2 separate regions of the Homo sapiens genome follow, and region 2 is linked to region 1. The links are chromatin loops, found by intact Hi-C in ENCODE. Cell type or tissue: K562. All regions are shown on one strand. Each heading gives the region's core, and the rest is flanking DNA. Links, peaks and the distances in the headings are about the cores only. Region 1 holds the start of OR6C2 (olfactory receptor family 6 subfamily C member 2). Region 2 has its middle 31 kb from the start of OR10A7.

What was found. Hi-C counts contacts between places; a loop is a spot of excess contacts. Peaks named below come from ENCODE experiments on the same cell type or tissue, not always from the same donor. Only the 100,000 strongest peaks of a DNase experiment are listed, where the experiment ranks them.
Region 2: it touches region 1 in a loop (2.3-fold over the local background); 3 of 110 quality-filtered maps call a loop at or near these places.

What each region holds. Positions count from the first base shown.
Region 1 is chr12:55,441,795-55,450,149 of GRCh38, reverse strand. It overlaps OR6C2 (olfactory receptor family 6 subfamily C member 2), which reads right to left and starts at 6,074. Exons shown (of 2, transcript NM_054105.2): 1 at 5,991-6,074. All of the region lies in intron 1 of LOC124902940 (a long non-coding RNA gene), which reads left to right. In K562, for the core only: a CTCF peak has its summit at 3,641; no DNase peak of the experiment used is centred there.
Region 2 is chr12:55,185,529-55,193,883 of GRCh38, reverse strand. It overlaps the pseudogene OR10U1P. Among named protein-coding and RNA genes, the nearest start is that of OR10A7, 31 kb to the left of the region's middle. In K562, for the core only: a CTCF peak has its summit at 4,731 (motif pointing left); a DNase peak (open chromatin) is centred at 4,703.

The DNA.
Region 1 (8,355 bases), core at 13-8,012:
ATGTTTCTGTAAACTTCTTTAGAGACAATATTTTATATATCCTTATTTTCTCTTATATCTGGCCTATGTAGGGTTCTTGGTAAGTTTAGTGAAGAAATAAAACAGATTTGTCTACATAGTGACAGTAAGCTATATTTTTAATGCTTATTCCTGTCAGTTGGTTCAAAGTTCTTATTTTCATACCTGTTTCAAACTGCACTATCATTTTTAGTACATTCTTAGACAAAAGGCCAGACTATTTTCAATTCAAAGTTCTGCAAATGCTATTTTGCTAATACATTTTCCAGAGTTTTTTTTTGCTCTCTGAACTATTTCTTTCTTTACCTTGATATTATAATTCCTTACATGCTATTGTTATCTGCTTGGTTGTTTATAGTAATCTCTTTCCTGACCTTTTCCTTCCTAAGAACTTAGAATTTTTTTTTCCTTTTTTCCAGAATTTGATTCTCATATATCATTTTCTAGAGACTAGAATTGTTTTACTCTCTGTTTTCCTCTTTTTTTAAAGGCCAAAACCACCTACTATGTGTCTAAAGATTCATTTCTTTTCTAAGAGAGACTTCGGATTCTCTTATGGAAAAATCAGGTGGAATTCATACAGATTATATGCATGGATATACCCAAGAAGTTCAAAGATATCCTAATACTCTTAGGATCAGTGGATCTTTAGGGTCACTCAAAAGTAAACACTATGAATAGGAGCTTTGTTCTTTCTCTGTTACATCTTTTACTGCTGTGGAGACTCTGCTTGACACATAGCATGTGTTCAACAATTTTTCAATGAGTTAATGTACCTTTTATACAACTGTATCTGTATTTTTATCTCTTAAAAAGCAGAGTTTTAAAAGTTTTTTTGAAAAACCCATTTTTAAAAAGTATTTTAAAGTTTAGACAATATTAAGCTAAAAGGCTTATACTGCAATGTCAAGAAGATTAGAATTGCTGCTATGCTTATGATTATTACCAAGGTAGAATTTTCTTTTTTGTTTAAATAATTTGCTTTCTTATTTATATCCTAAAGTCTGTTTCTTTCATACCAACACTCCTAGTACATTTGCTGATTAATACAACCTGAATGTATTAGTGAAATAGTCTTTTTATTTGCATAATTCTAGTTCCACCCATCTCTTTCTACACATATTAGAAGGTTCATTTAGTTGCCCAATTTTCTGTGCTATAATAGAACCAACCTCAGTGAGGAGTGTTTTTAGAGAAACAAAAATACTTAGCATAAAGAAATATGAACAAACCTACTTCTTGTAATAGAAAAATAATGTCATTACATTTCCATAGCCTGGAATAATCATGGAGTTTAAAACACTGTATTATTCAGCTTTTCTTTGCCTGGTCAGAACCCCTCCCTCTTTTTCCAGTACATCAGTCCACCTAAAATACTACAGCATTCTAAATTTCTTATGACCCAACACTTTTGAGTTAAGGAAAACAACGCTACAATAGCAGTATATTTCTTTTTTCTTTTCTTTTCTTTCTTTTTTTTTTTTTTTTGCAGTGAATGGAAGCCAGATACAGGATAAGGTAAAAGATATGTGGGTAGGAAAAGTTTAGTTTTAGGTCTTTTTTTTTTTTTTTAATCCTGTCTTTTTTGGTGATTCTATTACCCCTCAGGAGGGGTAATCATGGTTAAGTTTCTTTGCTATGTTGGAATTCTCAGGAGTTTGGAACCAGGTATAGTGAAAAAATAACTGTGACTACTCAGCTAACAGTTTTTAAATTTTTTTCTATAATTAAATTAATTAATTTCTAATTAATGTTATACAAATTCACTCATCCTTATATTTTCAAAATGAACAGATAAATGGTAGTAATTTGGAGAATGCTGGGGAATTTAGAACACAACTTATGAAATGGGAGAAAATATTTACAGACCATATATCTGATAAGGGCTTAATCTCCAAAATACATAAAAAATTCCTACAATTCAATAGCATAAAAAAGACAATGCAATTTAAAAACAGGCAAAAGAGTTGAATAGAAATTTCTCCAAAGAAGACTTATGAGTGGCCAAAAGGTATATAAAAAGATGCTTAATATCATCAATTATCAGGGAAATGCATATCAAACTACAATGAGATATCACCTCACACATATAAGGATGGCTATTAAAAAACAAGAAAAACAAAACAAAAGGTAACTTTGGGCAAGTACATAGAGAAATAGAAACGCTTGTACACTCTGGTTAGAAATGTAAAATGGTGTAGCCACCATAGAAAATAGTATGAAACTTTCCTCAAAAAATTTAAAATATAACTACTATATGATCCAGTAATCCCACCTGTTGGTATATATGCAAAATTATAGAAATAAGGAGTTTAAAGAACTAACTTTACTCTTAAATATTGAGCATTATTCACAATAACCAAGATATGGAAACAACCCAAATGTCCATCAACAGATGAATGGATAAAGAAAATGTGGAATATATAATACAATAATGGAATGTTGTTCAGCTTTAAAAAGAAGAAAATCATGTGATTTGTGACCACACAGATGAACCTACAAGAGGTTATACTAAGTGAAATGATCCAGTTACAGAAGGACAAATACTGCATGATTATACTTATATATGGCATGTAAAATAGTCAAATTCACAGAAGCGGAGAGTTAGAATCTTGGTTGCCAAGGGTTGAAGTGATGGGAAAATGGGGAGTTGTTGTTCAATAGTTATAAAGTTTCAGTTATGCAGGATGAGTAAGTTCTAGAGATCTGCTGAACAACATGGTGCCTATAGTTAACAAACCTTATTGTGCACTGGAAAGGCTTAAGAGAATAGATATCATGTTAAGTGTTTATGTAAAAAAAAAAAAACCCAAAAACTAAAAAGAATCCAAGAAAACTAACTTAAGACTCACAGAAACTTTGGAGGAGTGATGGATATGTTTATCACCTTGATTGTGGTGATGGTTTCATGGTTGTGTGCAAGTGCAGTTTTTAGTATAGATTATACCTCAATAAAACTGTTAAAACGTATATAGTGAGGACCATGAGACTATCTAAATGAATCGTAACTTCTGTAAGTATTAACAGGCTGCAGCACATTCTGCAGAATAGCATTCAGCCCTAGACTCACTGGTCTAAGTTCCTTGTGAATAGACTAGGCTATCGGTGAATTGCATCTACAGGTGTAAGTTCAACAATACGGTTTGGAGAGGAGATAGAATACTTGTTCTGACGGTCTTAAAGACAAAATTTACCTATTTAATTATTGGACCTATGGTTTGCCCTTTTCTACTTTTCACCTTCTCACACGATCCTTTACCTGAACTTTGAGTTTAACCAGCCTCTCATCTCTTTTTCTCTTCAGAAATGCAATGGCACTTTTAATTTTTTTTTCAGTCTTTATATTGTATTGACTAAGAGTGAATATATCTTCCTCTTTTTCAGAAGACAAGTTGTGACAAGTGTATTTTGCCTCCACAGCTTTTGTTCTCCACACTCAACTTTCTAAATTCCCAACCTCTTTTTGCCTGATTCCCTGAGGTATACTGGCTGTGTGCATTTATTGCATGGAGTTCTCCACTCTTCTCAAGGAATTAAGCAGCTCTGGATCCTTCTCTCTCTTTGCTTTCCTGTCAGAGCACATCCACTAAATTCTGTGTTAGGATATGCTTCCACCTAGCTGTTGGAAAATATGATGCAAGCCATGCACAAGGCGAGGCTCTGTATTTTGAAACTCATTTAATTTACACTAAAATTACCACTGGCCGGGCGCGGTGGCTCATGACTGTAATCCCAGCAATTTGGGAGGCCAAGGCGGGCATTCAAGACCAGCCTGACCAACATGGAGAAGGCCCATCTCTACTAAAAATACAAAATTAGCCGGGTGTGGTGGCACATGCCTGTAATCCCAGCTACTCGGAAGGCTGAGGCAGGAGAATTGCTTGAACCTGGGAGGTGGAGGTTGCGATGAGCCAAGATCTCGCCATTGCACTCCAGCCTCGGCAACAAGAGCGAAACTCCGTCTCACGAAAGAAAGAAAGAAAGAAAGGAAGGAAGGAAGGAAGGAAAGAAGGAAAGAAGGAAATTACTACTGTAGTGTTTATCCAATGCTTTACTTTATTCTTCCAGAAATACTTGCATTTGACTAGGTTATTTAGTGTGTATAATTCTCTGAATTAGAAATATCAAAGACATTTGTCACAAGTATAGTTTTCTGGGACACAGAGCTAATACGTTTTAGCCAGGAAATAGGCAAATGAGGTTAGGCCCTAGTGGATAAATTAGAAATTAGAATAGCTGTGGTATAATTACCAAGAGTTTCATATGCACATCAATATTTGAGAACCACCTAGGCAATTAAGGAAGTTTGTTGCCCGCCCTTGACATCATCATCTAAGCTGCCTATCAGTGTTGTCCCTTATGCCATCAGCAATCACCTAATTTATATATTTATAATTTCAGGCACAAATGAAGGATGACTAAAATACTAACTGGCTTCTTTAATTTGCATTATGGGTCTTATTTTGTTCATGTCATCTCTGACCATTATGACATTCTTCAGCAAGAGGAAATGAGTTTATTTCTGTTCATGGAGCAATAACTGCTTCCAGTCCTTAGCCTGCATTAATTATTTATAATGGTAGCTACAAACATATGTCTTATCTGACAACACAGTCTCTAGGGTTCTTGCTATTTCTCCATCACTCAATGAAATTGTATCTCCTTATAAGATACCAATTAGTTTGTTATATGAATGCTTTTTCACCTGCTTTGCGTATAAAAAATTACTGCAAATATCATCAGTCTTCTGGGCCTGGGAAAATGAATTCCTTACTCTTATGGACATGTGCTTCATAAAATCCCATGTGATACATATGGCAAGGCCCATCTTGCTTTAAAGGTACCATTACAGGAAAATACATACTTATGCAGAAAGCCTAATACAAATCTGTTAAGAGAGATGGTACGAATCTGGCATAATGAGAATGAAGATGCTAACAGAGCATACTGGCCAGTAAGACACAGTCAGCTTGTCACATATGCTTACTTCTTAGTACTTCTTAGTGAAACTCTCAAGGTTTTTCAAGAAATCCATAAAACTAAAACTGTTGCCTTTGATTACCTTACTGCCCCCAAAACTGGTCTCTTTGCGAAACTCTCACACTATTCATCATCTTATTCCAGGAAAGAAAAACAGTTCCTTGTTTTCAAATATTCTGAGGTTTTTCATGTTGCCTCAATCCTCTTTCATGCAAATACCATTTTTGACTTTGTTAGATAAAGTCAATGTATTCTAAGTTTTGCTTTTATACAAGCAAAGTAGTGTACTAGTAATTTACTATGCCTTTTTCTTTGATTTTGGTTTAAGAACTAATTTTCTCCCAACTACTTCAGGGTCATGAAAAGTGCAATAAGCAGCATAAACTATGAAGTAACTGAGAATTGACATCCTTTCTGTCATCTTCGTTTTCATGCCTCTCCCTTTGAACACACACTAGGAAAAAGCTATCTTAGTGAAATAGTCTTCTACGCCTTGATCGTCTTGTGCAGTGCAGTGCATCATGAGCAACAACACAAAGGTCTCTCGGTCTTAGTGTCACTTAGACATTAAGGGAGCATTTTTGTTGAACTAATAAATATGAGGGATTGAATTATTTCTGGCCAGACATTTAACCATAAGAGAATATTTACAATTTAGAAAAAAGCTAACATTATAAGCAATGTAATATAAGCAATGTAATATGCTTTTTTGTATATATTCCAAGGATTTGGAAGCATATTTCTGTGTGTCCTTTATATTTTATGGGTGACCACAAACTACTGCATGTGTGACTACACAGGAATGCATAAATATGTCCTAGCTATGATGTTTAGTCTTGTCAAAGATCTGTTAATAGTTTAAAAACATGTTCGCTACAGTTTTCCATATTAAAAATTTGAAACAAGCTTAAACTAGCAAAATTACAGAAGAGTACTCCAACAAAAATTTCTTTCTCTTATCTCTCAAATGAGAAAGTAATTGTCATACCTACCTTAAAATACTTACTGTTTTGATAATTTTTCACGATTTCAGGTGGCAGCTCCCTAATGGGTTGAACTGTGTTGTGTTAAGGAAGTTGTAACTTTGTACTGGTTTAACTTGATCATCAACCTTCAGGTACTTCCTGAAGGATCTTGAGGTCTCCTAGTTTTGCATTTTCACGCTACAATAAACACTCTTTTTAGAAACTTCCTTATTTTACACTTTGGAAATATTTTCCTTGGACTCTGTCATAATGGTAAGAAATTTTGATGTAAGGGAGGAAAGCAACAGATTTCCTCTGATTTCAGAAGAGCAGAGAGTTAGCTTTTCTATCCCCAAAATATTTATTTTTTCTGCTCTATCTCTTGGAAGTGCACTGGGATCATATGAATAAATAGAGGATCCTTAGTGGCCAGGTTCAAACATCACTAATGAAGCTTCTGTGTAATTAACTTTGGCAAAGCAACTAAAATAGGAGGCAACAGAGACACTTTCTTTTGAGAGAGTAATGCAGAACAATAGCATCAGATAGAGGCCTGGTGCCCATGCTAATGAGAAAAATAATGCACAAGTCTGATTCTATTTCCTAATACACTTTTATAAGGATATGAGTATGTCTGTTTTTTAATAATCAAAATATTTTGCTTAATCTAATCCCCCATAATATAATTTGGTGAAGTATCTACCATATATGGAAATCAGTGTGGATGAAAGTTACTATGTATACAGAGATATTGTAAAATCAGTTCATATTGTGTTAATCATAGGATAACTTATTTACATTTGAAAAACAGAAGAAATTACATAGGTCAGATATATTATTTATTCTGTCTACAGACAATGTCTTGTAAGACCATCATTACATGGATGACCTTCAAAAACAGTTCACACCATTAAGAACCACTGTTTCAATGCATTCCAGCTTTGTAATGTTTGTTTCTGGGATTTTTAAATAAGCGTATTTAAAAGTAACATCTCAAACTGACTGTGAATGCTTTAAAAGTGCACAAAATTAGGTTTGGAGGGCTGGCCAGAAGTATTGCTTAAGGTTAAATAACAAAGAGATATGAAAGTCATAGCCTCTATGTAAATTTTTATCAATAAGATTTTATTGTTTCTTTTGTGTATGTTATGCTTCCATCATTAGATTCATTGTCAAGTATTTGTGTAGTTCTATGTTATTTTCAATTATATATAATATATAGTTATATAATATTTACATATTATTTATACATAGCATATTTTTGATATAATGATATTAGAAATTCATTTAATTTTGCAGATTACCATTGCTCCATCAACATTGTTAAACTTAATTATACTATTAAAATTGTCTATAGAATATGTTGAATGTTTTTATGTACACTTCGTAGATTTTTTAATGATTATTCAGGGCCCCTCCATTTAAAAGAAATTTATTTCTTGACCTGTAGACTTCCTTTGAAGTGAAAATATAGCAGCAACAGCCTAGGTTATGCTGCAGTAGTGAAAATTTTAGTAAAGTCATCACCTGAGATAATCTGAAAGGTAGATATATACCAAAAGCATCTGTGGCTTTATGAATGGGAATTTGGAATTAACCTGTTTGCTATAAAGAAACTGATAAAAGAATTGGCCTATTTGGCACTTGGTATGAATGGGAATAGAGAAGATCCACAAACAACTGGGAATTAGATTTGAAGATCCAACCATATCTCACCTCCCCAAGTTAAAAATAAAATTTAGTCATTCTTTGAGGTATATTAAAACCATCTCACAGCAAGAACATGCCAGTGATGTTGCTACCACATTATTTGTTTCAGCCTCTGAATCTATTAACTCAATATCTTAACATTAAGTATGTAATTTCTGTTGGGTGTGGGACTTTTTCAGAAGGACATAGCTCTGCCTTAAAAATCTCTTAAGTTTAAAGTATCTGTAATTAAGTGTAAATAGGCACTTAAAAATAATAATGAGTGAGATTATTGATATATACAAGTAAGAATCCAGCATGTTAAAAGAGGATCATGTTTTTGAGTGGTTAGCCTGGGTAGGAGAGATTGAATGTAAATCAATTTTCTGCTCCACAGTCTGTAGACAAAAAGAAAAAGAAAAAAGAAGGCTAAGAAATAAACTTAGTCCCAAGGGAGTTTTATTTTTCTTTAATGTTTGTTGAGGGAAGTCAGGGACCCTGAATGGAGGGACAAGCTGAAGCTATGGCAGAAGAACATAAATTTTGAAGATTTCATGGACATTTATTAGTTCCCCAAATTAATACTTTTATAATTTCTTTTGCCTGTCTTTACTGCAATCTCCGAACATAAATTGTGAAGATTTCATGGACATTTATCACTTCCCCAATCAATATTCTTGTGATTTCCTATGCCTGTCTTTAC
Region 2 (8,355 bases), core at 328-8,327, 260 kb after region 1:
GGAACTCTCTTAGACAAACGGCCTAAACCAGTCATAGTAGCTGAAACCTATGCTACTGTACAGAGAGGTTACCCGATTTTATGATTCTTCTACCAACATATTCTTTTATTAAAGCATTTATAGCCTAGCTACCAAAAAACATTTGGATTTGTCACACATTTTTCAATGTCTGTAAGTAAAAGGAAACTACACAGTAGATTCATTCAATTGTTAATCATTCATTCATTCAACAGTATTTACAGGGCATCTCATGTGTCAAGCTACCATTTTCTCCTTCTCCAGTGGTAATAGCATTAAGTCCAGTATGTTTCATGCCATTTTCCTGAGGAAAATGAAATATCCTTTATGAGTATAAAACAAAAAATGAAATAAACAGGAAGTAATACTATTTTAGTATCAAATATAGTCTATTAGAATTTAAGTTCTTAATTGGAGTATGCTCCTTTAATTAGTGTGCTCTCTGTACATCTTAAGGTCATACATATTAAATAACCAACTGTTAATAAATACTAATGAGTGGTGTACACCATGAAAGAACTTTAAATATTTAGTTTGTAAATCCAGTGAGAGACCTGAATTCTTTATCTGAAACATGAGTTTTCCTTTGCTCTTATCCACCTGTTTTTTGTTGGTTTGTTTATTTGTTTTTCATGTGAGTAAAGACTTAGGGAAATGTCTGCCTTTGAGACATACAATCTTATTACACCTATTGTAAACCCTGTTTAAATGTATTGATTTAAATATAATTTTCTTTTGTCACGGTGTATATATTCTAGCTAATATATATTGTTTTTGTCTCTTTGAATAATAAAAAGCAAGTCTTCTATAAGACACTAAAACAAAGAACTTTAAAAAACTGTTGGTTTCTTATGGCAACTTTAGAGAAGTTGACAAAAATGTAAATGTTCAGAGACATTTTGTCAACCTGAAAGTTTTTTGATTTTATCTTAGTGTTGATACTCTAGAGTCAAACTCTAATACAAGTGCAATTAATTTATTTGAAAGAAGCTTGGAAGTGGGAAAACGATACACATGAGTTAAGAAAAACAGTGTGTCCATTATTATGTCAGGTTCCATAAATAACCACTAAAATTTAATCTTGTGAAGGAAATAGGAGAAGAGGTTTTGGGTATAGACTACAAGGGGAGCAACGGCAATATAGCTGGCCCCTTTCTGAAGAGGTTCTCAACACTGAAGTAAGGTAGACTTAACAGTGCTGCAAGAAAATGATGCATATTATCATTGGGAAACCTAATAGCTTTTGTGGAATAACATGCAATCATATTGACAGAACTGCATTGTTAACTACATATTATCACTGTCTGGGACTCACTCAGTAAAGAAATGTGCCCTTTTCTCTCCCTCATTCATGACATATCAATTCACAGGAGAATATAAGGTCTAAAAACATTTGGCATTGCCTGAGTTTTGAATTAAATGAGATTGAAAATTTTTAAATTCTCTCAATTTTAATAACTAATAGATATCTGAAGGTTATAAAATTGACAGAGACAAAGCATTAAAAGGGGGAATTAAAAGAGCAATATTACACCTACAATCATCTGATCTTTCACAAAATGAACAAAAAGAAGCAATGGGGAAAAGATTCCCTGTTCAATAAATGGTGCAGGGATAACTGGCTAGCCCTATGCAGAAGATTGAAACTGGACCCCTTCCTTAAGCCATATATAAAAATTAACTCAAGATGGATTAAAGACTTAAATGTAAAACCCAAAACTATAAAAACCTTGGAAGACAACCTAGGCAATACCATTCAGGACTTAAGCACGGGCAAACATTTCATGACAAAGATGACAAAAGCAATTGCAACAAAAGAAAAAATTGACAAATGGGATCTAAATAAACTAAAGAGCTTCTGCACAGTAAAAGAAACTCAACAGAGTAAACAGACAACCTACAGAATTGGAGAAAACTTTTCAAAATATGCATCTGAAAAAGGTCTAATATCCAGAATCTGTGAGAACTTAAACAAATTTATAAGAAAAAAAAACGAACAACCCTATTAAAAAGTGGGCAAAGGACATGAACAGACACTTCTCAAAAGAAGACATACATGTAGCCCATAATCATAGAAGAAAAGCTAAACACCACTGATCACTAGAGAAATGCAAATCAAAACCACAATGAAATACCATCTCATACCACTCAGAATGGCGATTATTAAAGAGTTAAAAAAATAACAGTTGCTGGGGAGGTTGTGGAGAAAAAGGAATGCTTTTACACTCTCAGTGTTGGTGAGAGTGTAAATTAGTTCAACCATTGTGGAAGACATTGTGGTGATTCCTCAAAGACCTAAAGACAGAAATACCACTCAATCCTGCAATTCCATTACTGGGCATATACCCAAAGGAATATAAATCATTCTATTATAAAGACACATGCATGTGTGTGTTCATTGCAGCACTATTCACAATAGCAAAGACATGGAATCGACCTAAATACCCATCAGTGATAGACTGGATGAAGAAAATACAGTACATATATGCCTTGGAATACTATGCAACCATAAAAAAGAACAACATCATGTCCTTTGCAGTGACATGGATGGAGCTGGATGCCATTATCCTTAGCAAACTAATGCAGAAACAGAAAACCAAAAACCACATCTTCTCACTTGTAAGTGGGATCTAAATAATGAGAACAAATGGACACATAGAGGGGAAAAATATACACTAGGATCTATCTGAGGGTAGAGGGTAGGAGGAGGGAGAGGATCAGACAAAATAACTAATGGATACTAGGCTTAATACCTGAGCAATAAGAAATCTGTACAACAAACCCCCCATGACACACGTTTACCTATGTAACAAACCTGCACATGTACCCCTGAACTTAAAATAAATGTATTTTAAAAAACACAGACATGGAATATTAATTCAGTCACATGGTATTATTGTACCTAACCCCACCCCAATCCTAAAATCAACTAATCGATATGCATTTTGAGTTTCAGAAATTTGATAGAAAATTAGAAATATATAAAATACTAAATCAGTACATTTGCTTGACACCCATCTAACCTGATTTATAATAAAGACATTTATTCACCCAGTCATAGTGGCTCATGCTTATAATTCCAGCACTTTGGGAGCCTGAGGTTGGAGGATTGCTTGACTTGAGCCCAGGAGGTTCCAGGTTGCAGTGCGCTATGGTCACGCTACTGCACTTTAGCCTGGGTAACAGAGTGAGACTCTGTCTCAAAAAGAAGAAGGAAAAGGAGAAGGAGAAGGAAGAAATGTATTCTATTTATGTTTACTCTGCTTTTGTTTCTACATTCTTATTACTCCTAATGTGAGAGGCACTTTTTGAATCTTCGACTCCTTAGCAGTCATTCTCCCTTCACCTTGTTTCTCACTAAAGAAACACACCTTGCCAATTCTCCAACTACATGTTAGCAGCAGAGAACATGGGGGTAGGCATGTGACCAAGGTCTCACGGAAGAGATTGGCTCAAAGTCTGATACATGACTCAGGTCCACTTAAACGAAGTTGAATTTTCACTTAAGAAAATAGAAGTGCTATCTTTTCCATTAGATTTGAACCTGAGAGGATATAACTGTGGATCTTCTGAGGCTGTAGCACAACCAAAGAGAGTAACTCTGCAGTAGTATCAATAGGAAGAAAATACTACCTAGAACTGTGTAAGTTTTGAGTCATGATGTCATAGAAGCCTGTGAACCCAGCTTTAGTTATGCACTGGAATTTTCTGTGACATGAGATAATAACTTCCTCCTACTGTTTTATCATTTGCTTACATCACTCTGAGTTAAGGATTTTTTAATCAGTAACTAAAAAATGGCTATATAATAATTCAAAAGCCATTTTAACTAAAGTTCTAGAGAATTGGTTTTTTTACTCCATCTATTATTCTAGAAAAGATTAATTATTACTATAGATTATTCTTCTAGTTTGATAAATCTTCATATGATTATATTGTTCTGTAATTTCCCCTACAAATTTCATGAATAAAATAAATTTTATTAATTTTATTATTTAATCAAACATATCTAATATATCAATAGATACACCCTTTAAGAATAATTCAAAAATAATGCAAATTAGTTCAACAAATAGTATTCATATATTACAAGATAAACAAGTCATTCATTTGTTTGGCAGAATTCCTACTGATTTTAACTTTATTTTATGAGGTTTTTCTATTTTCCACAGAAGGAAAGGGCTGGAAAAATCATATAATGCAAAAGTTCTCTTTGTGATATGATTCCCTGAACTGAAGAAAAATTTTCCAAATACACAAACCAAAACATATGATTAGCGTCCATACCATTTTTAGGGTGGTAATACATGCAGTGTGATTATGTTTTAATTTTTGAAAATTTAAAATACTGCTTTAAAAAGATTCAAAAAATAATGTCTTCTCAGTTTCTGCATACAGTTTTCATCGCCTAAAAGTAGGTGTCAAATATCTGTTATTATTTATTGATTGATCTGGCAATATTGATTAATCTAGTAACAATAATGATTACCCAAAATAGAATTTTGTACACTCACACATTTTTCACCAAATTATACGTTTTCAATTTTTAAAATACAATCAATTTAAGTTACTAATTGCCAAATAAATGCCTTATAAGAAGGAAATTGCTATATAATGATACACCCTACTATTCAAAGAAATTCAGAGGCAGCTTATATCCCCATAAGTGTAGGATAGTGACATGCCCATGAAAAGCTACCTAACAGTGCCATCTGGTGGAGAGAACGTATAGTGATTGTATGTGAATATATGTCATGTCTGAACTTATTTTTTTGGTATCAACTTTTATTTTAAGTCCCAGGGTACATGTGCAGGATATGCAGGTTTGTTAGTTTTTAATAAGTAACTAAAAATGGCTATATAATAATTCAAAAGACGTTTTAACTAAAGTTCTAGAGACAGTTTTTTTCTCCATCTTTCTATTATTCTAGAAAAGATTAATTTTACTATAGATTATACTTCTAGTTTGACATATCTTCATATGACTACATTGTTCTGTGATTTCCCCTACAAATTTCATGAATGAAAATAAATTTTATTAATTTTATTATTTAATCAAACGTCATATATTAATACATACATCTTTTAAGAATAATTCAAAAATAATACAAATTAATTCAACAAATAGTATTCATATATTACAAGATAAACAAGTCACCCATTTGTTTGGCAGAATTTTTAGTTACTGATTAAAAACAGGTAAACGTGTGCCATGGTGGTTTGCTTCACAGATCAACCCATCACCTAGGTATTAAGCCTAGCATCCATTAGCTATTCTTCCTGATGCTATCCCTCCTCATGCCCTCCCAACAGACCCCAGTGTGTGGTGTTCCCCACCATGTATCCATATGATCTCATGTCTGAACATTTTTAAACTTTAAAAAAAACCTGACACTTTGTGACATTTTAGCTTTCAGTATAATGTGACAAATGCAATTTTATTAACAGTATTACATTTGTTTAAGCAATTTAAAATTTATACAAAGAAATAGAATTATTCCTTCCTTTGCTCAGTTGTGTGTGTATACCAGATGAAGAACATGTCAAATATGACTCATTTTCTGTCGTCTAACTCTATTTTTGTCCATAGAATTTATAACTCTTTGGCATCTCTCTCCCCAATAACACAAACTGCTTGAGAGGAGAATCAGCTTTTCTCATGTCCATCAGTGATTTCCACAGTGTTCAGTCCAAAAGGCCTATTGGTTATATCCCCATCCTTAAAGAAGGACCTAAACCATACTAAATAAGTACTTGTAAAATAAATGAATGAATGAATATTGTGTTAAATTCTAGGTATTGCTTCATTTGAAAGGCCCAGATAATATGGTAGAGTACATTCATAAGGGTGGCCAGTATTGTCATATTCAGCCATGACAGATAAGATGTAACTGAAGTCATTATGAAAGTTGAATGTTATACAAGAAGACTGAAGTCATTGCCATTACACGGTTAACAGATGTATCAAGAGGTTTGATTTATTCTCAAGGATACATAGAGTATAACAAAAAACAATGGGAGGAAGCAACATGAAAGTACCTCGCTGCTCAATGTGAGGAAAATTTTCTAAGAAGCAGAGTTTTTTGAAAATGAAATAAACTGCCTTCAAAAATATAAGACTCTGCACTGATGAAGCTATTTAAGTGAATTCTAATTGGTTACTGATTTAGAATGCATACAGATAGTATTCATTTTGAATTATTTGTTAGATTATTTAAGACGCATCTATGACATAACACAGAATCTTTTGCATTTGAAGGTATTAAACACTTAAGGTACTTAAGAGAGCACCTAAAATTTAAATCGCAGGGTTTTTTATTTTCACCTGGTTGTCATTTCCTATCTTTAGGTAGAATATGGTTTCCAGTCTTTTGGGGGATTATTTATATGCATGAATTCTATAATTCAGACAATTATAATTAAACACTTCTTTAAGAATAATTAATTTCTGTCCCATAATCATCTGATACTTATTATCAAGACTAAAATTATTTTATTTAACTAAAAACGACACCAAGAGTATCTACCCACTTTAAGAGATAGCTTTAAAATTTAAAACATGATTTCTCACTTAATAAAACTACCCCCACCTCTGTGAGATACGAGATTCTGGGAAATGTAAAAGAAATAATTTGAATCATGACTTAATTATTGGGTGTCTAAAATTAGCCTCAATTAGGAAGTATAAAATATTTTATTTTTTATCAACAGTTAGCAACTGCCTTGTTTTCCTTCTAATTATTCTGAATAGATAAGTAGAAAGACAATATTGCACTGTTTTTGGTAGGTTGCAGGTTCAGCATTCTCATCATTTTAATCTTTTTTTCATATTTACCAATTTTATTCATTATAGTCAGGGAATTCCTTCCCATAATTATTTTCCTGGAGTTATCCCTAGCATGACAAGAGGAAAACTTTTTTAGAAGATGCTGAGTATAATAGATGCCTTTGGGAAAACTTGGACAGGGTTATTTTTTGGCAGCTATTCCTCAAATCCTGTGTATACTCAATTACTATGATAAGTTGCTTGTGATGTAATTTGATATTTATCTCATATAAAGTTCAATGGGCATTAACGGTAACATTATTTCATTATTCTGTTGTGTGGCTGCTCTGGTTAAATAATAATGCATTATACCACATAGTGTCGAATATAATTCAAACCAGAACTATTCAATCTGATCAACTAAACAACAGCCATGAGGCAATAAATGCATACAGTATCTATACATCTGATGTGAGCTGAAGGAAATAAAAATAAGAGTATTTTACACAGGCAAAGTGAAGATTGTAACATGTTTATTTGCCTAATATCTTCTTTGAATTCTTCAAAAAAATCTTGGTAGTATCCTAACAGAAATTGTTTAAATTGCATTCTGCAATTCAAACTGAGTTAAAAAAATATTTAAAATGCCAAGGAATTGGGTAAATTATCATTTACATTTTACAATTAATTTTTCTAGAAGTAAGAGAACCTATAACACAAATTTGTCCACAGAGAAGGGGAACAGTTTTAGGAAGATATTTTTCCCCATTTATTCTATGTTATGTCTATTAAACCTAACAAATAATTAAAGAACAGCACTTTCACTGAAGGAATAATAAATGTAAATCAATTTAAAACTAACTTCTAGCTATTCAAGAATGTAAAATGTGGTAAACTAGAAGCTATACATTACACCTTCAAAAAGATTTAGAAAAAAGGAGAGAGAGAGACTTGTGGTTAAGGGCAGATGTAATTCTCCATAGAAGGAATAAGAAAATTGTGTTTGCAGATATATTAGTTACTTTTAACATACGGACTCTTTGGGAATTAACCTAATAATGTTGACATCCACCCAACAGAATCTTATGGTGTGTGTGTGCGTGTGTGTGTGTGTGTGTGTCAAGTATGAAAATATAAAGGAAATGCTAGTATCTTACCCTATATTTTTTAACATTTAATGTATCACTTAAAGCTGTCTCAAGCTTGAGCTGCACTGTAATCATTTATCTAAGGAATTTCTTAAGGTTATTTTTAATTTTGTTCCTTACTATATTCACTTTTTAATAGGGCCCAATGAGACTGATTAAAATTATGAGTTATTTTATGCGGGCTTTATTTTAGGTAATTCACAGCAGGATACAAAAGTTTCATTCCACCAGTGGGAATCATCTGATTACTCTGGAGCAACCTATAGCTAATTACGGCAAAGCCAGATTAATTTGTATACTTGAGAAATTAGCTTCCCTATACCCAATTATACTTGAGACCAGCGGGTCTCATCTTCACATTAACCTTCTCAAAGGCACAAATCTCTCTTAGGTCTCCCCCTAACTGACACACTAAACTGTGAA